Linked DNA regions of Mus musculus: region 2 is linked to region 1. The links are chromatin loops, found by intact Hi-C in ENCODE. Cell type or tissue: heart. All regions are shown on one strand. Links, peaks and the distances in the headings refer to the core of each region. The heading gives the core; the rest is flanking DNA.

Evidence for each region. Hi-C counts contacts between places; a loop is a spot of excess contacts. Peaks named below come from ENCODE experiments on the same cell type or tissue, not always from the same donor. Only the 100,000 strongest peaks of a DNase experiment are listed, where the experiment ranks them.
Region 2: it touches region 1 in a loop (5-fold over the local background); 6 of 42 quality-filtered maps call a loop at or near these places.

The regions. Positions count from the first base shown.
Region 1 is chr2:72,032,611-72,043,457 of GRCm38, forward strand. It overlaps Rapgef4 (Rap guanine nucleotide exchange factor (GEF) 4), which reads left to right. Exons shown (of 31, transcript NM_001204165.1): 3 at 1,421-1,509. Among named protein-coding and RNA genes, the nearest start is that of Gm29940, 17 kb to the right of the region's middle. In heart, for the core only: CTCF peaks have their summits at 3,138 (motif pointing left) and 5,730 (motif pointing right); DNase peaks (open chromatin) are centred at 5,791 and 6,411; H3K27ac peaks cover 847 bases; H3K27me3 peaks cover 879 bases.
Region 2 is chr2:72,090,790-72,101,636 of GRCm38, forward strand. All of the region lies in intron 4 of Rapgef4 (Rap guanine nucleotide exchange factor (GEF) 4), which reads left to right. Among named protein-coding and RNA genes, the nearest start is that of Gm29940, 41 kb to the left of the region's middle. In heart, for the core only: a CTCF peak has its summit at 5,728 (motif pointing right); a DNase peak (open chromatin) is centred at 5,742.

The DNA of each region.
Region 1 (10,847 bases), core at 1,077-9,076:
GGATGTCCATGGCTCTCCATAACACACCCACTGATCAGGCTCAGAGCATACCCTCACCTGTGGTCCCCAGAAGCTGTGTCTTAGGCATTATACACCAGCCCTGCCAGGCCCCTGCTCACCCTCTGAGCAGGACTTCGATTTTCAGCAAGCCATTTGCTTGATCTCTGAGTACAAACATTAAAAAAAAAAAATCAGGTCATTCCATGTGGTTCCTTAGCCAACAGGAGAGTTGGTTTGTAGAGATTTTGGAGCAAGAGTTTCAGAGAATGATTTTCTTTTTCTCTCCTTTTTTAAAAGAAAAGGTTTATTTTATTTGTATTCATGTGTGTGTGTGTGTGTACATATGTGTGTGTATCTGTGTGAATGTCTGCTACACGAGTGCCAGTGCCCACTGAGGTCAGAGGAGGGGGTCGCATCCCCTGGAGCAGGAGTTTCATGTTAGTTCTCCAACTATGGAGCTGGGAAATGGGCTCATCCTTTGGAAGGGCAGCAAGCGCTCTCAGCTGCTGAGCCTTCGCCCCAGCCCTACCGATGACGTAGCAAAGTCTACTATTAGCATAATACTGGAGCTAGTGTTTGTCCTGAAGATCTAAATGGTTTCTCTCTGAGATTACAAACTCAGAGACAATTTAGGTTCAGCAATGGTGTGGATCATGGCCACGTGCAGAGGATGCAGAAAACAAACACGAAAACTGAGGGCTCAGTCTTTATAATTTTTTTATAAACAAAGAAAAAGAAGCAATCCTTTGGTAGGTTTAAAAGGAAACGTGTTACTCTAGAAACGACATTAGATCCATTCATTTAATTAACTAACTTCCTGACTTAGTTTTGCTAACTATTGGGCTGGCCACAGATTCATGGTCCTCTCACCTCAGCCTGAGTGCTGGCACTGTGGGCCACCACGGTGGTTTTGATGTCGACCCCTGAAGTTGGGTGGCATAACGTAGCAAGTCCAATAAGCCTTTCTCCTGTTTAGAGTCATCGTTTTCCAAGAATCACAGCATAGTGAAGTGTATTTAGGATGAGGACCACAGGATGTTAGTGAATTATGACAGTCCATGTTTTGTGTGGTGCTGGCTCCCCCAGAACTCACTATGTAAACATAGTGGCCTCAGACTCACAGAGATCCACCTTGGAGTGATGACGTTGAGCCAATGGATCTTCCTGCAGTCAGGGTGATCAGTTATTACAGATCAGTGTCTGGAGGCATTCTATTGATGGGTATCTGCTTCCTAGAATGTTGAATCTATCGGATAAGCTTTGTGGGTGGATGGCTTTGAGGAAAGCCATGTTGTATTCTTGTTGGAATGGATCAAAGAAGGGTGAGAATAAGCCAAGCTTGCCATGGCCAGTGGGGATCTATCAGGTTGCAGTCATCAAACCTGTACACGGTGTGCTGACATCACTGTTTCTCTTTCAGTGTTTCGCCAAGGGGATATTGGAACCAACTGGTATGCTGTCCTGGCTGGGTCTTTGGATGTTAAAGTGTCTGAGACCAGCAGTCACCAGGTAATCTACCCTGTCATTAAAACAGAAATGTGCTGGGTGTGTAGGTCAGTGGTGAGATACTTGCCTAGCATGTGTGAGGCCCCAGGTTCAATCCTCAGTAACATATCACATGCAAAATCAAATCAAATAAAGCTAGGGCGTATCATTACTGTTGTCTTTAGTAAGATTTGTTTTTCCTGAGGATTTCATATATGAGTACTGTATTTACACCATTACCAGCCCTCTATCTCCTGCTCCACCTCCTTGTACCCTCCCAGCTCCTTCTCAAATTCATGACCTTGTCTACCACATTTTAGAGACATATTTTCAAACCTACTTCCCCCACAGTTAAGTGTCCATTGAATTCCTTAGTTTAGTCACGACAAACACACACTGAGAGTCTCGTGTGACATAAGCTTGGTGTGAAGGGTTGGAACAGTCAGGACAGGGATGAAATGGCTGCTGGGTCAGGAGCTGCCAGCCTCTTGGGAAGTGCAAACAGTGCCACTGCAGTGTGACAGACAGTTTTGTCACTGCTGTACGAGGTGTGAGCACCAGGAAGGGTGTCTCTTGTGTCTCTCTGGGAGTCTTCTCTACATTGCCTGGTGACTTTTCTTTGTATTAGAAGTTGTCCCCATCAGCCTCCTGGGAGCTGCAGAGATGCAGGGGAAAGTGGCTGACAGAGGTCCCTCAAACACAGCTCTCTCCACATCCGGGCATGGTGGCGCACGCCTTTAATTCCAGCACTTCGGAGGTAGAGCCAGGCAGATCTCTGAGTTCGAGGCCAGCCTGGTCTACAGAGTGAGTTCCAGGACAGCCAGGGCTACACCTTGTGTGGAAAACCCAAAAACCAAAATCAAAACAAAAGCAGTCCCCCAAACAACCAATCAAGCAAAAAACACAGTCCCAACTCACCTGGGGCGTATGCAGAAGGAGGAAGGATGCAATAGACTCTATAGAGTTGTCCTCTAACCTCCACGTGTGTCCCATGGCATGTGTGCATGCCCCAAATGAGACATGAAAATGAATAAATTTAAATTTTATTCACTATGACATTAATCACATCCAAAAACCCTTTATGAGAAATCTAGTGTTTGACCAGGTTGGCCTAGAACATCTATCATAGCACTATATCCTTATGCCTATATACAGGGACTGGCTTCATCTGTAGGCACTTATATGCTGGTGTATTCGTAGGCTTGGATATGAGGCTCCATGACAGCGGTTCTAACCCTCCAGGCCCATCCAGATGCAGATCAACTAAATTTAAATTTAAATCTGACGTAGTTCAAAGTTTGAATTCTTCCTGTTGCCCACACACGAGAAAGAGTGAGTAGAGTTGGAGGTAGGAAGTGAAGAAAGAGAAAGAAAAAACAGTTACAAGAGATTGAAGCAGATTGGGAGAGGATAGCGCAGAGCTGTGCTCAGGGTCCAGTCACCGGAGAGGAGAGGAGAGAGCAGCCTTCCTTAGCTAGCCTGCGTCTCCATTTTCTTTCTCTGGGACCCTCTGTCTGTCTTCTCACCAAGTCAGAAAGGATACAGTGTCAAGCTCTCAAATGCACCCCAGTTTTACCCCTGTGTGGGGGACATTAGATGCTTTCTGGGCCAGAACTGAGCAGAGCAAGAAAGGCTTCTGGCGTAGGAGTGCCTCCTACAGGCGGCTGTGCACAGAGCATCCTACAAGCATCGCAGTGGCCATGCCCTGCGCAAGACCTGTGATCTCTTGGAAGCGCTGACTCATTTTTTCCCAGTGCTCATGCGGGTCAGGTGGGGCAGCCAGTTCCTTGTGACTCTGGGGCTTATGTCCTTGCCAACAATGGTGCCCGAAGGCTGGGGAGAGGGAAGGATAGAAGTGAGGCCAGCTGGCATCACAGTTGTGGGGAGAAGCCGATCCTGTCTTCTGCCTGTGATGCAGGCTCATAGTCCCAAGCCTTCACCAACACACCCACCCACTCATCCTTGACCACCTCTTAGATTTTGCGATGTGCGGTTAAATCAGCGTGGTTCTCCATTCCATAGCACACCCAAGCGGTGAAGTGGGATGGACAAGGGAAGAAAACGGACAACGGTAGGTTACAGGGTAGAGGCGTAACTGTTAGAAGGGATGTCGATGTGTTGTGTGGGCAGCTGGGAGAAAGAAAGGATCCTGACTCGGATGAAGGAGTGGGTGGTGGTGCCCCTGAAGAGGCAGGCATAGTATTTTTTGTGCTATAGATTTATTGGGTTTTATCGACTTGATACTTTTTCTTTTTCTGAAAAAGTTACCCTATTTCATGAGGCACCAGGAGGTTAAGAATGCATATATAAATATTCTATTTGCCTCATAAACTCCTATTACCTTCCGACCATTCTATATGCTATTTCCTTTTCCATCACTCACATTGTGCCAGGAGCTTAGGAACACCGTGTATGTGTGTGTGTGTGTGTGTGTGTGTGTGTGTGTGTGTGTGTGTGGCTTGAGCCCACCCATAGGTTGGCCCAGGTATGCTTCGTCATGCTCGTCCACAGAGAAGTCATGGTCTCCTTAGGATGATGGAGTGGCAAAGCTGAAGAGCTAGAGACCACTGGGACCCCCTGTCATCCCTGAGTCTTTCCTTTTCCATCAGTTAGTCAACATGCGTGGTGGCCTATTGAAGTGTCCAAAGGTGTCTCACTAGTATCCAGGGGATCTGCCCACCGGGATGCCTAAGATCACAGTAAAGAAATCCACCGATCCCACATTGTAGAGAAGTATGAAAATGATTCAGGGAGTGAGTGGGCCTGCCAGTGTCAGGCCTTCGCTGTGTGGTGAGGATGGGGCCCACTGGGCTTCAGGCCTAGGGATGGCTTACCTCCCCAGCACAGGGGTCCGGCCCACTGTCAGCAGCCAGAACTAGTTGGTGAGATAGGTCTTACTCAATAGCCCTGCTTGGCCCGAGACTTACTGTATAGAAGACAAGGCTGGCCTCAAACTCAGAAACGCACATACCTCTGTCTCCAAATGACACAAAATCCCATTGAGATCTGCATAGCTCATTTCTCAAGCAGTTACATTCTTCCTACTTCTGATGGACCCCAGAGCCACATCCTGCTTATGTGGCCTTGATTTCTGGGCAGCTAAGACCCCCCAAGCTGAAGGCTTCCAGAGCAACCTGACTGGGAGAGAGTAAGCCTCTGGATAGCAGGAGCACCTCCCACCAAGAGACCTTCCCCAAGACCTGATGCTCTTGTTCCCAGTTCCCGCATTGCTACTTTGTAACAACCGTGTTTGTCCTCAGCATCCTGGGAAATGCAGAGCCGCAACTCCTTGTGCCCTGGAGCTTTTAGAGACCTGCAAACCCTCACGCCTATCTTCGTGTTTTTATTCCATGCTTATTTTTCCTCACCACCAAGCTCGCTGCAATGTGCACTCACATCAGAGACATGTCTCCCAGCTTCTCAGACAGCCTTCTGGCCTTGGCCCTTCTTTTTGCTATCTTACAGAACTTTGACCAGCCAACAAGGGGGTGTGCCTACAGGCAGCATCCATGTCTAATGGTGTCCGACATGACATGTTCATGTAGGTTTCTGCTTGGCAACAGGCATCTTGTTTAGGAGTAGTCTCTCCAGTTCCCCAGTGACACTTTGTCTGCATCTCCAGGGACATCTTACCCTCAAAACAATACACACAAATAATAGCAATAGTGATGATGATGGTGGTGGTGATTATGATGATGATAGTAAACCTTAAAGTAGGCATATATACCTACTATATTAGACAACAGCACTCAACTCTCTCTCTCTCTCTCTCTCTCTGTGTGTGTGTGTGTGTGTGTGTGTGTGTGTGTGTGTGTACACAAGGCCTTGCTTTTCCCTGCAGATTTTATAGGTGAGGAGAATTTATGGTATAACAAATATTTAAATCCTAGAAACATGTATGCTTTTTTAGCAATTCTGGAAACACCTAAACTAAGGGAAATCTCCAATCATATCAATTCCTAAAGACTGACTGACTTTCATGTTTCAAAATAGAGAATGGTGCTTTATGATGTCACTAAAGCCTGTAACACTCACTGTTATCTTTATTTGATACAAACCCAGCAGCTGGGTTGGGTATGGCTATGCACAGTTAGATACGCTATGAACTGAGGCTAGTGGGTCCTACTCGCTGTATATAAAGCACTTAGTACAAAGCTTTGAATGAGCAGGGTCCCGGTGTTTTCTGCTAACTAATAAAAAGTTGATTGCCTAGACTGGAGAGCTGTTGGCTCCCATACCTGCAATGCTAGCAATGGTCACAAGAGGGCAGTGTTAGAACATGAAAACCAGGAACTGCAGCCCAGTATTTTGAAACTGCAGGAGTTTAAATTTTGTTCAGCCATTTCACTGGAGCAGAGATTCTGGGCTGCACTTGGCCTTGGTCTCCACTTCATTCCACCCCCTCATCTGTCATTGTGCCATTATCTGGCAATTTTTACTCTGGTTTTGAAAAAAAGACCTCTTGCTGTTTTTCTCTCTAAGGTCAAATAGAAAACCTTTAGTCATCCCTGCCTTTGCTTTTACAACACAGATGCCTTTGTTCATTGCAGTTTTGATTATTAAATTTGAAGTACAGCTCTCTCTCCCTTTCTCCCCACCCTCCTTCCCTCCCTCTCTCCCTCTTTCGCTCCCCCCCCTCTGTGTGTTTCCTTCCCTCCCTCCCTCCCTCTCCCCCGCTTCCTCTCCCTGATTCTTTCACTTGGCCACACACTCTGTTCGCTTTCCTTTCAGTGACATCACCATTTTTGGGAGACACTACTTGAACACATTTCTGAACAGTTTTACGAAGCCCAGAAAACGTAAAAGGTGGCAAGCTGGTTGCAGATGGTGTCACTGCTGACTCCCGCCGGAGCTCTGGCTGGGGCTGAGCTATTCATTAGGAATGGATATTTAGTTGACTTGGCATTCTGCACAACTCACCCTACATGTAGTTTTGTTGTTGAGTATTCTTTGTCCGGGTGACACAGTGCTGGCCAGTTCAGCTCTGCACTGGTTAGAAATGCCCGTGCCAGGCCGTGCTCTGCAAGCCAGCCCCAGCGAGCTTGCCTGATGTCCATCGGCTGCCCGACAAGCCGATTCCAGGGACACGCTCTGAAAGGAACCGGCCTTGCCGTTGCCGCTTGCCAGAAAACACATTTGACTTAGAAGTATCTTGCCTTCCTGCTTGGCAGTAAATCCTTTTGACACACGTGCAGTTGGATGCCTTGACAGACTCTGAAATTGGGTTCCATTTGATTTGATTACTTAAAAACGCTTAGAGAACTCAATAAATTCCAGGAGCAAATTCAAGCTCAGGAAGCAAAATGCAAGAGCTTTGAAACCTAGTGGCAAGTATAGGCTGGAAATGAACCCTGTAAAAACATCAGCTTTTAAAGAACTTATGCTTCTGAGTCTACCTATACACGTAAAGATAACCTAACACAAATAAGATTGTTAACTCTTGACTCAATGACACAGAAATGAATAAATTCTGAATAGCTAACAGGTCTGATAACTCTTCAGAATCACAGGATAATTTTTCATTTTCCATGAGTTCATCACAGACACAGCTCATGTCCCCAGATCATCTGCGCAGGCCAGGTTTCAGTGGACCATGATCGTACATTGTGACATGTAACCCTGGCCTTCTTACCACCGTGACCACTTCACAGTGTCCGTATGAACACATGTGAGACAGCTCTGGCGAGAATGTCTGCTTTAAGATGTGAGAACGCCACAATGCAGATGCACAAAGCAGATAAATTAAGAGGTGATTAGTCGCAGTACAAAAGGATTCTTTGATTTACAGCAGGATTGTCAGGAGGGTTTCTTTGAATACAAGCTCCCCCAGAGAGCTCAAGTGTTTTGCAGATCATTCAAACCACTTGACATCCAGACTGGGGGACAGAGAAACTTGGAATTTAAGTGTTGAAAGCCATCATTAGATGAAGCTTAATACAACACGACTATAGAGGTTCTCTGTTGTTTAAATAAAGGCAAAAATATAATTTGCTTTTTAGAAGTGTAGAAAACCTATACATGCGTGGCGATGTGACTGAGTTAGGAATTATATTGTATTATTTTTTATCTATTTAATTCTGGCAAGCTGACTCAGCCAGTAAAGGTGACTGCCACCAAGCCTGGTGACTTCAGTTCAAGTCCTGAAGCCCACACGCTAGAAAAAGAGAACCAACTCTTATAATTTCTCACAATGACCTCGTCGGGCATGCTATGGTATATGTATCACGGTAGCTTTCCCCCCCAATACAGAAATGTTTAAGATGTGTTCTGCTATTAATCTTTTTTAAACATTTATTTATTTATTTAATGTATACAAGTGATCTATCTGCATGTACACCTGCATGCCAGAAGAGATCATGAGGTCCCTTTATAGATGGTCATGAACCACCATGTGCTTGCTGGGAACTGAACTCAGGAACTCAGCCAGTGCTCTTAACTGTTGAGCCATCTCTCCAGCTGCTGATCTTGTTAAAGGCATTGTGACCATTTCACAGAGGTCTGAGAGGAGCCAAAGCCATGGAGGCAGTGTAATCTAGATCTGCCAAGGTTCAGGCCCCTTCCACATCAGCTCTGCCTGACTCTTGTCTCTGTGTGGACCTCCTTTGCCTCTTGTTTGGTGCCTGTCACCACAGGCTGGTTGGCATCCTTTGGTTTGGTCCCAGCATCTAAGATGGCTGTAGTTTTGTGTGGCAAAGACTCAGGCAGGTTTAGAAACTGGTACATGCAGACTGAGGTATACATGTGGACAGGGACTGTGTGGAATAATTGTATGCCAACTTGACACGGGCTGCAGTCGCCTGATAGGAGAGAACTCTGGAGTAAAAGCCTCATAAGATGGGGCTGTAGACAGCCTGTAGGGCATTTTCTTAATTAGTGATTCATGTCCGGAGGACCCAGCCAGTTCTGAGCGGGATCACTCCTGGGCTGGTGGTCCTGGGTTTTATAAGAAAGCAGGCTGAACAAGCCATTAGGAGCAAGTCAGTGAGCAGCAGCCCTCCATGGCCTCTGCAACAGCTCCTGCCCTGTTTGAGTTCCTGCCATGATTGGTTTCCATGATGAATGGTTATAAGGATTTTATGAGTGAAAGACAGCCTTTTCTTCCCAAGTTGCTTTGGGCTGTAGTGTTTTATCAAAGCGTTAACAGCCCTAGGTAAGTCAGGGAGTCAGAAGGCAGGCCCAGCGGGGAGCTGGACTCTACCCAGGTTCACTCGGAACTTTCCCCACAGAATGACTACCTGAGAGCCCTCGGTCTACAGATGTATTGTCAAATAATGCATCGGCAGGAACAGGAAGTCTGCAGCGAGGTAAAGAGACTGAGTAGTTTCTAGTCTCAGTTCTCCCTCTGCCTGTTTTGGATAAGATACTGAGCATCTTAGAGTCTGAATCTGTCTAACTTCTGAGACAGCGATAACAATGATGATAGTGCGGACCACTGTAATAACAGTCCTAACCTCAAAAATCCTACAGGCTTCAAATTCTGAAACTTTTGAGTGCTAGGAATGGAATTTTCTACGTCTGATCCGATATGACAGGTAATTCAGACACAGTTCAGGGAATGGAGTGATCACTTGGTCGATAAAATACCTGCCAGAGAAGCACTAGGACTGAGTTCAGCTCTCCAGTCCCCCAGGCATGGCCACACCATTGGTAGGTTCCAGGAACTGGGAGGGATGGAGGCAGGTGGGTCCCAGGAGATGGCTAGCCAGCCAGCCTAGCCAGTTGGTGAGTGCTGAAATCAGTGAGAGGCCCTGTCTCAAAGGATCCTGTCTCTGGTCTCCACGTGTGCACACACATGTATATACAAAACACAGCTTAGTGTGTGTACACATTTGTTTGGAATATTGCATGAAGTTATTTTCAGAATGTGCATAAGGAAATGTGACATAGAAGTGATTGTGTGTTTAGAGAGAGGTTCCTCCTGCAAAGTATCTCCCGATTTTGTGTGTGTGTGTGTGTGTGTGTGTGTGTGTAATGCAAATATCCCACAGTCTTAAAAAATGGAAACTCTTCTGATCCCAGGCATCTCGCTCAGCCTCTGTCATCAATCGGAACACCCAGGAGAGATTAAGCGTTTGTTTCTAGTCATGCTGTGTTCAAATAACACGGGCCAAAGAGACATCACGATCAGAACGGTACTGCGTCATGGGACAGCATTCCACTTCCATCCATGCAGAGGTCTTGTCCTGGGGATCTTACGCCACCTTCTGGCCTTCCAGGGCACTGCACTCTTTAGTTTTCAAACCTTTAGTTTGAAAGGTCCTCAAAGCTAATACACACCAGGGTATTTGCTCACCGCTGTTCCTGTTCCCAAGAAGGTCTGACTGCATTCTTCATTCTCTGTGGCACTGAAAACACGTTTCCCCCCCTCATTTGCCCTTAGTGAGCAATCTGCAGGCCAACAGAATAGACAGACACTGTTGTCAAGATTCCCTGTGCGATAAGCATGGCAATATGAGCCTACCTGTAGCCCATGAACAGGCTTTAAAGAAATGTCATGTCACATGTAGAGACAGACATGTTCAGTGACAGGCAGAGATGTTCAAGCTTTGAATTTTGACCTGTGAAAATCTAGAGAGACAGTAGTATGGATGCCGGGGAACTGTCTCTTTTAGATTCTCCCACATTTATCTTGCCTTTCAACCTGTGTGCTGAGTAATCTATTAATCCCAACGCTTAGGAGAAAGTTCGGATGTGATTTATTTGATAATTTTTCCCTAAGCCCATAGGAAACTCAAATTCCAATGTCGGTTAGTCTTTAGAAAATACAGATAGTTTCTGATCCCTTCCATTTCCCTGTGCTCAATTATCTCAGTGCTTAACCAAGACCTCCCGGATTCCAATTCCTAAGGAAATTTGTTCTTAAAAAGTATTCTGAACCTCGTGCAACTGAAGTTTGAAGCTTCTGACAAGGAGGAGAGGGTTCCCAGCCTGAAGTTCAGGATGAGAACGTGTGTTAGTTTGGATGCGGTGCTGGGTGGAATCCAGACCCTTGTGCATGCTAGGCAGGTGCTATACTGCTGGTACTGTCACACGTGGCTCTTGTCTTTAAATTTGACTGGTGCAAACATGAAGAAGAAGACTTGGGAAGGACTGATCACACACTCACTTCTGGTGACAGTGTGGATCCTCGGGATGGAGTTGGGCACGTGAGCAATGGACTGTGGCTGGGTGGCTGTTACTGTGGACTGGTCCAAGCAGTGCAGGTGGCAGGATCACCACAACCGAGTTTTGGACATGACCAGGCCTGACTCTGTGTACCCCGTGGTGATAAAGCTACAGCAGTTAGGAAGGGAAGATGCCTGATGAATCTGTAAGCATCAGCTAGTTCTTATACAACGGAGGGCTTCACAACCCTCTTGCTG
Region 2 (10,847 bases), core at 1,201-9,200, 58 kb after region 1:
TTTTACTTTTTTGAGGTGTGAATAAGACATTTGTTTATTATTAAAAAAATTACAACATACACTTGGCTCTTGGTTCAATTTCCAAATTTTTCCCCAAAGAGGGAGGGAGGGAAGTAAATTCACAGGTAATGTAAATGCTAAGGAGTAGAGACTTGGAGAATATGATAAAGCTATCTATAGAAAAATAACAAGTTTGGGGACCAGTGAGATGGCTCAGTGGTTAAGATCATGTACTGCTCTTCCAGAGGACCCAAGCTCGGTTCCCAGCACCTCACAGCAAGTTGCTCCCGACTGCCTGTAACCCCAGTTCCAGGGAATCGGATGACTCTGGCCACCTTCAGTACATGCACATAGATGCATCCCATCCTCATGATTAAAACTCAGATAAATCTTAACAGAAATGGTAGGCCTATGTTTTATGCTTTCAGAGGAATGGGTATGTTACAGTTTGTTAATTTAAACAATTGTTTTTTGCTTTATGTGTGTGGATGTTTTGCCTGCATTTGTGTCTTTCCACCACATTGCCTGCCTGGTGCCCACAGAGGCTTCGGGGAGGATCTGAGATCCTCTGGGACTGAAGTTACAGATGATGGTGAGCTGCTGTGTAGGTGCCGGGAATTGAACCTGGTTCTTCTGGAAGTGATCTTAACTGCTGAGCCATCCAACTCTCCAACCCTATAATTTCTTTATTTTAAAACTCAAAATTAAGAATGCAAAAACTTGTTTAAAAATGATGAAAACAAACATGTTTTCTCCAAAATAGAGACGTTGCGTCTGTAGTTAGTCTCTACTAAATCCTATTGCTCGCAGCTGTTCTGTAGTCTTGCTGCCTAAAAGAAGAATAAAGGCCTTCTGTTCTTTCAATAATCATTGTGGATCTGGTCTTAAAGGCTTTGAGATACCCGCTGGGACAGCAACATGTTAAAGAGATCAAAAACTTTTGCATGAAAAACATACTCTGATATGTTTCTGTTTCCCAAATATTTGGAGAGACCAAGAAAGCATTACAGGCATCTGTAAGAGAAGCCCAAGCAGCCTAAGGTTTAAGCCCTGTCATCGGCTCCTCCGTCGGCTGCTTGCTGACAGCAGGTTACAACAAGGTTAATCATTCATTTGATGATAGGATCTTCAGCCTTGCTCAAATTTCTTATCAAGATAAACACTTGAGGTTATACTTGTAAACCGGATATTGACGGAGAAAGGAAGAGATTTTTCTGAAACCCTGAAGCTGGAACTCACTCAGGACAGTCGGAGGAACATCTGATTGCTGTCTCAGTGGATAGTATTGGGTTTTTTTTTTGTTTTTGTTTTTTTTTTTAATTCTGAGCTGAAACACTCATAGCTGACAGCTCTCTCTAGGATTTCCTGGGGCCATCTGCTGTTGGAGAACATAAATTGTAAATTTACCTTTGAACCACCAGAGCCTCATTGGCCTGTCCCCTGGCCACTCAGACTTCCAGTCTCAATGGTATCCAGGAGAGGTTTGACAGAATAAACAGTGGGGTTCTTGTCTGGGAGTGACTGCCTGGCAATTGTTTCATGGAAAACAGGGAGGGGTGGGGGACAACAACCCTGCTCTGTTCACTGGCTCTTTAATTTAGATTACCAATGATAAAGCCGGGCCAACGGCTAAAGAAAGGTAGGATGCATACGCAGACATTAGTGCTAATGTGCTGTAGAAAGACGAGATAAATCAGTCTAGCTCTCATACATCACTAAGGGAGAAGCTGATTGCAACTTGACCGTGTGCCTGAATGGTCCCATCAGTGAGACGAGCAGAACATGGATTAAAAAAATCTAGGATGTACCGTTAGGGCTACCGCTGCGCTGGACCTGGGAGAACTGTCTGGTTGTAAGTGTCAGTTTGTTTGTCGGTATTTACCAGTGTGTTCACGTCCAGGGGCTTATTTCTCTTCTCTGTTTTTTTATTTTTCCTGGGAGCTCCAGCATGTTTATTTGTAGGAGTAGACTTAATTCTGCATAAATGCAATCACCACCTAATAAAGTTCTAGGGAGAGGACCGTTTAGCTCAGTGTGTATCCAGGAGCGGCACCTGAGAAAGAAATGCTCATCATTACTGTCTATAGGAAGCCCGGGGGTGAGATTTGTTCTGTTTGTTTGTTTATTGTTTTGATTTTTTTTAAAAAATATTTTATAGGGAAGTGGGAGGTGAGAGGGATAAATGTGCATTTTAAATTAATAACTCAGTTATTTTGCTAGACTTTTAAAAAATGTATTTATAACAGTATTTCACGTATCCCTGTGAGCTTTTGTTTTGAAAACTGTGTTTGAATATATAAACCAGAGTGCTTGAAACACATTCTATTTTATGACTGGGATGTTTGTATTGTTTCATATCTGTTATTAGACAAAATAATCATAAAGGGTGTTTTCTGTGGACCTTTTTATATTCCAAAATTAAGTACAGATGGTAATTTCCAGCAGTTTTAAAAATTTGTCAATTATTTAATTTAGCATCACTTAAGCATCTGCACAAGGAGAAAGCTGAGACGGCGCAAGGCTGAATGGCTGAATGAACATTGATTGCTAGTCTGAATTGCATCTTTAAAGTTTCTTGCCTCAAATCTCTGATTTCATAGTTTATTTTTACCAAATTAGATTATCATATTTTATTATCGAGACCGTGAATGGGTGGGACTCTCACGGAGCCCACATTCCCGTTAGAGCAGAGCTTCCAGCGCCTGCAGATCCTTGCTGTGAGGGAAATTCTCAAGCCAGCTCGCAGAGAAGATTGCTTAAATAATGCAAGAGCAGGAGAGAGGCGAGATGGAATTTATGGCCCAGACACTGAGATCAAGCTTTTGTTCAGAGGGGAGGACCGTTTAAGTGCGAGCACGTAACATACACCAAGGCTCTGGGGAACTAATGTCACCGACTGAAATTAGTGGCCCCGTGATGCCGTGTACAAGACATTTCAAAACAAGCCTTAAAACAGCCCATTGAACCCATCGTGTGGCTGGCTGGAAGGGAGTAGGGGAAATTTGAAGGGCCAATCAGAAATGGGATCCCCTGCCTGAAAATTTCATGGGACAGAGGGAGAAGAGAGTCCCGCGCACAAGCGAGGGAAGAAGGAGGCTCTAGGAAGCCGGATGTCCGACTGCTGAAATGAAGCATGGCACTCTTGTTAGGAAAGAAACCTTGGCCAAACTGCAGCATTCTATGGACGACATCTTCCATCTTGTCCTAATTAGAGAAACATAGCTGCAGAATCCTAATCTCTTTAATTGTTGATAGAGGAGGCATGTGATTTGCTATAAATACACGGATGCATTCATTTCTGAAATAATGGCTGTTACCAAATATATTAGGCGGACAGGAGTGCTGGACTTGGGAAGCTGTGCTGAGTCGCTGTGTTCGAGAGGTAATGGACCCGTTGAGAATCACCGCACAGCTGGGCCAGCAGCTGTACCCAATGCTCTGTCAAGTTTGGCCTCTAATTTCCTTGAACTTGTCCTTGCTTGCCAAAGTGATGAACATAGCAAGAACTTGCTTAAAATGTGCCGGCTGCAAGTGACAAAGGCTGTTTCCAAGGAGTCTTTGTCAAAGCGGAGAAGTCACCAGCAGCCATGGCCCAGTGAAGTATTGATTAGGCAAGTGAAGTTTTGGGTCATCATAAAAGTGGAAACCAAAGGCAAAGTGGTAGAGTGAGGTGAACAGGAAACACTCAAAGGCAGCTTTGGATTGTTGCATACCAAACTAAAGGACATATGGAAAAATCCCAGAGTAATATCCAGCAATAATTATCCTGTCGTTAGGAAAAGTAAATAGTGCTGTAGAATTGGAAAGGAGCCCAGGAATTGCAACGCCTTTCCCCCTAACAGTGTATTGTTCTGATTTGGGGGGGGGGGCGGAATGGGCCAGAAGGAAGTGTCAGACAAGAGGGAGTTTTATATTAAGAAGCATCCTATGACCAAGCAATGCTAGCCAGGGTGAGAGAGCAGCCGGGCTTGCTTTCCTTCCAAGCCCTCCTCTCCAATACATCAAGGCTTTATTTGCCACCGTGTATCTGCCATGTTCCCTATAACGCCGTAACTAGATTAGAAACTGCGAAGGAAGATGCTTGCATTTATTCGTCTCTCTTACAAGTCTCACCTCTCAAAAACCATTGGGCTTGAGGTTGCTCCTTGATGCTAAACAGATTGAACAAGGAGTCTTTGCCATTTGAGGACTTCATTTACCCATTACAGTGCAGGTCACTTTCTGTCCCTGGATTCCAGAGCTAGGAGCCTGAACCTCTAGGAAATCCAGTTTCTTCGTTTGTGAAGTGAAGACACTGAGGCTCATCTTTCACTGTTGGGGGAGTTAAGGAAGCAGTGCTTGGGTACCCTCGCCTGGGAGGTGTGTCCTGCCCTCCCAAGACAAGAGCGTGTGATTCACCATGGAGACGGAGGGTAGCAAGGAGCTTGGCTGGCAGGAGAGCAAGTGTGCTGGGAGAGCTGACTGGATCTGCAGCAGGGCCTTGGGACAGAAGCTGTGGGGAAATGGCGAGGGGGCTGAGAGGGAGGGACCAAGGAGATCTCGGTGTGGCCATGGGGTGACTTAAGGGTGAAGAAGCAAGAGTGTGAAGAGTCACAATTTGGAGTGACAAGATGTTGGGTTTGATAATGAGCCAAGTGTGATTTATGCAGGCAAGTGTTTTCTCTGAAAATCAAAAAGCTAAAACAATACTGGGCTTCAGCAAATGGGAGGACCAAGAAAACTTAATGAGAGAAGAGATTAGAATGTTCTAGTTGACTTATGTAAAGGGAAAGGAGGTGGGGGGAGAATCAATAATAAGCCAATAATATAGGGCTGTTGCTGACGATAGTGGGAATTGCAAAGGGATGGCTTAAAATGGCAAATCGGTGTTTGGAGTTTTTCCCAGACAAGATGCACAATATCAAATAATAAGGCTGTTCTGAAGTCTTGGAACTTTTAAGTTTTCCTGAGTTAAAAAAAAAAATGCCACTGAAGCGATACAAATAATGTCAGGGTTGGGAAGGACTAGAGCACGGGGAATGGGAAAAAAAATCCCAAAATAGCCTGGTTTGCAAGAGGAAGTGGGAGCCAAAAGATGGCGGTTGACCTTGTGAGACATTTGCCATTCTTTCTGACCTATGAAGAATTATTCCTCGGATGCTTATTGTGACCTTTAAGGAACTCTAGACAAGCATCAGGATTGTCCCATACCCTTAGCAGGCAAACAGGTTGTAGCCCAAAAGTCCTCTTGGACAATATCATAAACACCTCTAGTCCACTTCTTCAAAAGGCTACTCAATCTATGTGGAGGCAGAAATCACATACTTTGCAATAAAAAAAATTAATAGCAAAATGCTTCTAAGGTTAGAAATTAAAATGTTAGTTTTGTTACAATTGCAAAATTAGTTTGTAAGTCATTCACAATGCGGGCCTCTTTCCTGTAACTCTGAGATGCTTCCTTGCCCTTCTTCCCTGCAAGCTGTGTGTTCTATGACTCTCCATGCTTATTACGGTTGAGACTGGTTTTGTAAAGGATTGCGCGCGCGAGAGAGAGAGAGAGGGAGAGAGAGAGAGATAGAGAGAGAGACAGAGAGAGAGCTGGGGTAGCTGGGCAACAAAAAAAGAGAGGAGAGACCTCAAGTTAAAAGACCGAATGAGAAGGAGATGGATGATCTAAAGAGAAATTAATAACGGACAGTGAACACAGAGTGTGTGTCTGGAGAGAGGATTGGACCAACTAGTTCTCAGAGCCGCCACCAGGGGGTGCCTAAGACTCAAAGACAACAAAGTTGTCTCTTGAGTGTGAAGCTGCCTGCATGGCTAAGTACCCTGAGGAATCCCTCAGGGACCCTTTGTGGTGGTACCTCTGCCAGGTTCCCCTGGTCTTGACTTCCTTCTCTGTTCAGTTTGGACACAATTGCTTATCATCTCAACCACTCATTAGCCAGACTATCAATTACCTCCTGTTCTCAACACCTATGTGCAGACCTTTGTATGAGGCCTCAAATTCTGGGCAAAACACACCTCCCCTCATATTCAGTAGATGGCCTCTTCTCTGCAAAGTTCCATTTTGGCTACACTGGTCTCTTGGCCTCTTAGCCCTGGCCACCACTCCTCTTCCCTCTGATTTCTTTCTCCCTTATAGCTATAATACAAGTCTTCTCCCTACTTTTGGATTAGTCATGTCCCTGTACTTTTATTTCATTTTTTGGTTCTGAGTTCTTGTTGGTGCTTTTGTTTGCCACTTGATTTCTTCCATTTCCTGCAACTTTTGCCTTTTCTTTTCTTTTATTAATTATTATTTTATTTATTTATTTACTTATTTAAGATTTATTTATTTATTGTTTGTAAGTACACTGTAGCTGCCTTCAGACACTCCAGAAGAGGGAGTCAGATCTCATTATGGATGGTTGTGAACCACCATATGGTTGCTGGGATTTGAACTCAGGACCTTCGGAAGAGCACTCTCCAGCCCAACTTTTGCCTTTTCATCTTCAGTGTACATGGGATGGGGGACGGCGGCAGGGCAACCACTCCCAATCTTCAAAATTAAACCTTAGTACAAGGAGATAAGTATGGATCGATTCGCATTCTTCTACACGATAACAACCAGTTGTGCCAGCACCAATTGTTGAAAATGCTGTCTTTCTTCCACTGGATGGTTTTAGCTCCCTTGTCGAAGATCAAGTGACCATAGGTGTGTGGGTTCATTTCTGGATCTTCAATTCTATTCCATTGGTCTACTTGTCTGTCTCTATACCAGTACCATGCAGTTTTTATCACAATTGCTCTGTAGTAAAGCTTTAGGTCTGGCATGGTGATTCCGCCAGAAGTTCTTTTATCCTTGAGAAGACTTTTTGCTATCCTAGGTTTTTTGTTATTCCAGACAAATTTGCAAATTGCTCCTTCCAATTCGTTGAAGAATTGAGTTGGAATTTTGATGGGGATTGCATTGAATCTGTAGATTGCTTTTGGCAAGATAGCCATTTTTACAATGTTGATCCTGCCAATCCATGAGCATGGGAGATCTAAAAAAAAAAAAAAAAAAAAAAAAAAAAAAAAAAAAAAAAATAAGTTTGTGTAGAAAACAATCACTTAAAACATTTTTTGTTAATTTACTTTTAAATATTCTTCTGCTTTACTTTAAAATATTATCAAAATACTTAGACTGTATATTTTTTCCTGTTTCCAACTCCTTCCAGGTCCATTTCCTCTCTACACAGCCAAGTTCATGCCATTTCTCTGTCTCCAAAAATTAAGAACAAAAAAATTAAAACAAAATAAATAAATTAACCAAATAAAAAATGTTGCACACCAAAAAAAAAAAAACAAAATTAAACCAAACAACCCCTTCATTCCCCCCACCATACACTTTTATATTCTTTGACCTTGCTTCCTTGTTAGAGTCAAACTTGGTAAAGGAAGTAACAGCATTTGTTGTATCCATTCTGTCCCTTCCCTGACACTCTTCAGTCATGATTTAATTTCTACCCAAGACACTTTATAGACTCGCCACTAGCTGAAGCCATCTGCTGCCTCCTTGTCCTGAATGTAGAGGAGAATCTGTTCTTCCTACAGCATCTGACATTGTAGGTCATGTCTTGAGATGCAGTTTTCTTGTAGCCTCCTTGTGTTCTCCCTTCCTTTCTTTACACGTGGTTGAAACACGGATAAGGTGGTGAACAGATGGCTTGAGAATTAAAAGGCCTTGCTAGGCAAGCATGAGGGCCAGAGTTTGGATTTCAATGTCTACTTGACAAATCATGTATGACCGTGGTGACCTCCAACACCGCGGGGTGTAGAGACAGGAGGTTACAGACTTCCAGCCTAGCTGGGGGGAGGGGAGGCTTCAGACTCAGGGGGAGATCGTGCCTCAAAGTAATACGATAGTGATAGGGGATGAACATAGAATCTCTGCTCTGGCTTCCACATGGGTGCACGTGTACCCCTCTCCCAAATGCATGCATACATCCCCCACATACACTCCCCATAAATAATAAAAATAGCATGGATGATATTTAGGGCACTATTCTTTTCTGATTTTGGCTAGTGGTAGAGAGGGACTCCATCCATTGGTGTGGCTTCTGTTAATGGTCGTGTGGTACTGGTTCCAGTGCTTGGTAACCCTGGACTTACATAGGGAAGCATAGCCTAGATCTCTACCCTGCCATTCCCTCCAAACCTACACCAGTGCAGTCAAGAATCGAGCTTGATCTTGTGCCTTCCTTTTTTTTTTCACAGTATAAGCTTCATGGCATTTGTCCCATGGAACAAAAGCTTTAGAATATTAACGTCTTTTCTGTCTTAAAAATAAAAATACAATTTGATTTTCTGTCCTCGAGATTGTTAAAAGATTCTGCAGAGTACCTGAAAAGACAGCTATGTGTGCTTTGGGTCTTTGAGTGTCTTAAGGTAACTTGAGTGATCCCACAGGAGCAGTGAGATACAAACTTTCAAATACTTTAAACTACGCTAGCTGGGGAAAGGAAAAGAGTTGGTGTTACTGGTGGTCAGAAGAATCATCCAAGAGAAGAGACTCCTGACTGTGAGTTTAAGAGCCCACGAAACACCCTTTGCTTTTCTAGATAGGTTGCCTATCATCTGAGTGTGCTACATTTGCTTTGAAATTGGGAATAATTAATTAAAAGACTCCAATTGTCAGCATTTCCTGAGTAAATGAATTGATAACTGAGAAGGTGTCTGTTGGTTGAGTGTCTTAGTTAGAATTTTATTGTTTTGAAGAGACATCATGCCCATGGCAACTCTTATAAAGGAAAGCATATAATTGGGGCTAGCTGACAGTTCAGAGGTTTAGTCTATTATTGTCATGGAGGGAAGCATGGTGGCACACAGGTAGACATGATACTAGAGAAGGAGCTGAGAGTTCTACATCTGGATCAGGCAGTAGGAAGAGACAGTGAGCCAATAGGCCTGGCTTTAGCTGCTGAAAACTAAAAGCCTACCTCCAAGTGACACACTCCAACAAAGCCACACCTACTCCAACAAGGACACACTTCCAATAATGGTACTCCCTATGAATCAAGAGGGTATATTTTCATTCAAACCATCACACTGAGATTTTATAATAAGCTGTGGGGAAAGAGAGCCAAGTTTATTGGCTTTCATCACTTTGAGCCTGATGAAATAGGAGCAGATTAACCTGTAAACAGGGGGTAAGAAACTGGTTTGAACTTTTGACTCTGGCTAACTCATGCAACGTTCCACGATGTAGAGAAAACAGAATTACCAAGTCAGACAAGTGGAGTCGAAGATTGCTCAGTCATGTTCTTTAAGGCTGTTTCTGATGATGTAGAAGATACCTGACCTTTCAAGAGCTAAAGTAGAACATGTTTCATAAATTCAAATCATGCCTTGCCTAAATTAATCCAGATTTTAATATTAAGCAGTGTCGATAACCCAGTGGAAATGCTGTATGCTTCAGTAGTTGGGCTCTCCCCATCCAGGCATGCAATTGCATTTTGCACAGGTTGCAATCGAAGGAACTCCAAACAAAAGCCGAATCCCAGTAATCAATCTCTGCAACAATGAAAACATGAACTAAATAGGTTTTGATCAATATTATTCACAACAGCTCATATCCTTAATGATAATCCTTAACTGAAAGAGAGGCCTTTGCTTCAAGGTTCGTTTGCGGTCCACAGAGAACTCTAAATTTGGATGATACCCCAATGCTTCGGGGGATATATGAGTCCTGTATTTCATTTTATGGAATTATAGCTGACTGCAAAATAGCATGCTTAGACCATCTCTAATTTTTTTAATCCTATTTATTTTGTTTGTTTCTTTTGTTTTCTGGGCACAGGAGCATGAAGAATTAAACCCATGCTAAACACATGCTTGGACAATGAAGTGCCTCCCACCCTGCACCAATCTAAGTCCTATTAGACAGAACATGCTGGGGAGTAGGCAGAGAGGAAGGAATGCTGGGGTGCAGGGTGATAGAAAGCCACATCTTGTTAAGTGTGCCTATGCCCACAGTGGAAAGAGTCAGCTGTCTGTGTGAACCCTCATTAGCTCAGAGGGCAGAATTATGGCTCTGCCTCTACCCTTATTGCTGACTTTCAGTCTCTCCTCTTGTGCAAAGAGGATTCTGGGAACTCCTAAAAGTTCTATTCTACCTTCGAGTGGTGGGACAGGTGTAAGTTCCTATAGAGTCACTTTTGGAACGCACCGAAGGACAGATCTGCTGCTATCGTACTTTTGAATTACATGTGCCAAGGACAATCTATCTGACACCTCAGCCCTTTCTGCAGCAGACTGACATGCTGAGCTATAGAGAGAGACGCCTTGTCTCCACCACTTACTGTTACCTGCAAAAAACTGAACAGAACTGCAAAATGGGTCCTGTGGTACTCAGCACTTCCTCAGTAGGGACAGAGGCTCTCGAAAAGATGCTCAGATTGTTTTCATTGTCACCTCTTGTCATGTTGGTTCTCCAACCACAGAGGATCCTCCACAAAGAATTCTGATGTTTGTTGAGAAACTGGACGGTTGATGGTTGCATACCTATTTTGGTAAACCCACACAACAGAGAGGTGGTCCTAGGATTGATTAAGACTGAACATGTAGTCTACTAACCCTAATCAACCACAGATCATGATGTATTACTAAGGTTTTTAATTTTATCATTTAATTTTTTGCCATTTTTGGAAAATGTGTACTGAGCTGGAGAAATGGTTCAGAGGATAAAGGCTGTAAGCCTGGTGGTCTGAATTCAACCCAGTGACCCATGTGGTGAAAGAAGAGAGCCAATTCCTATTGTTGTCCCCTGATGTCCACATGCATGCAGTGGTATGTGGTCAGTGTGTGTGTGTGTGTGTGTGTGTGTGTGTGTGTGTGTGTGTGTA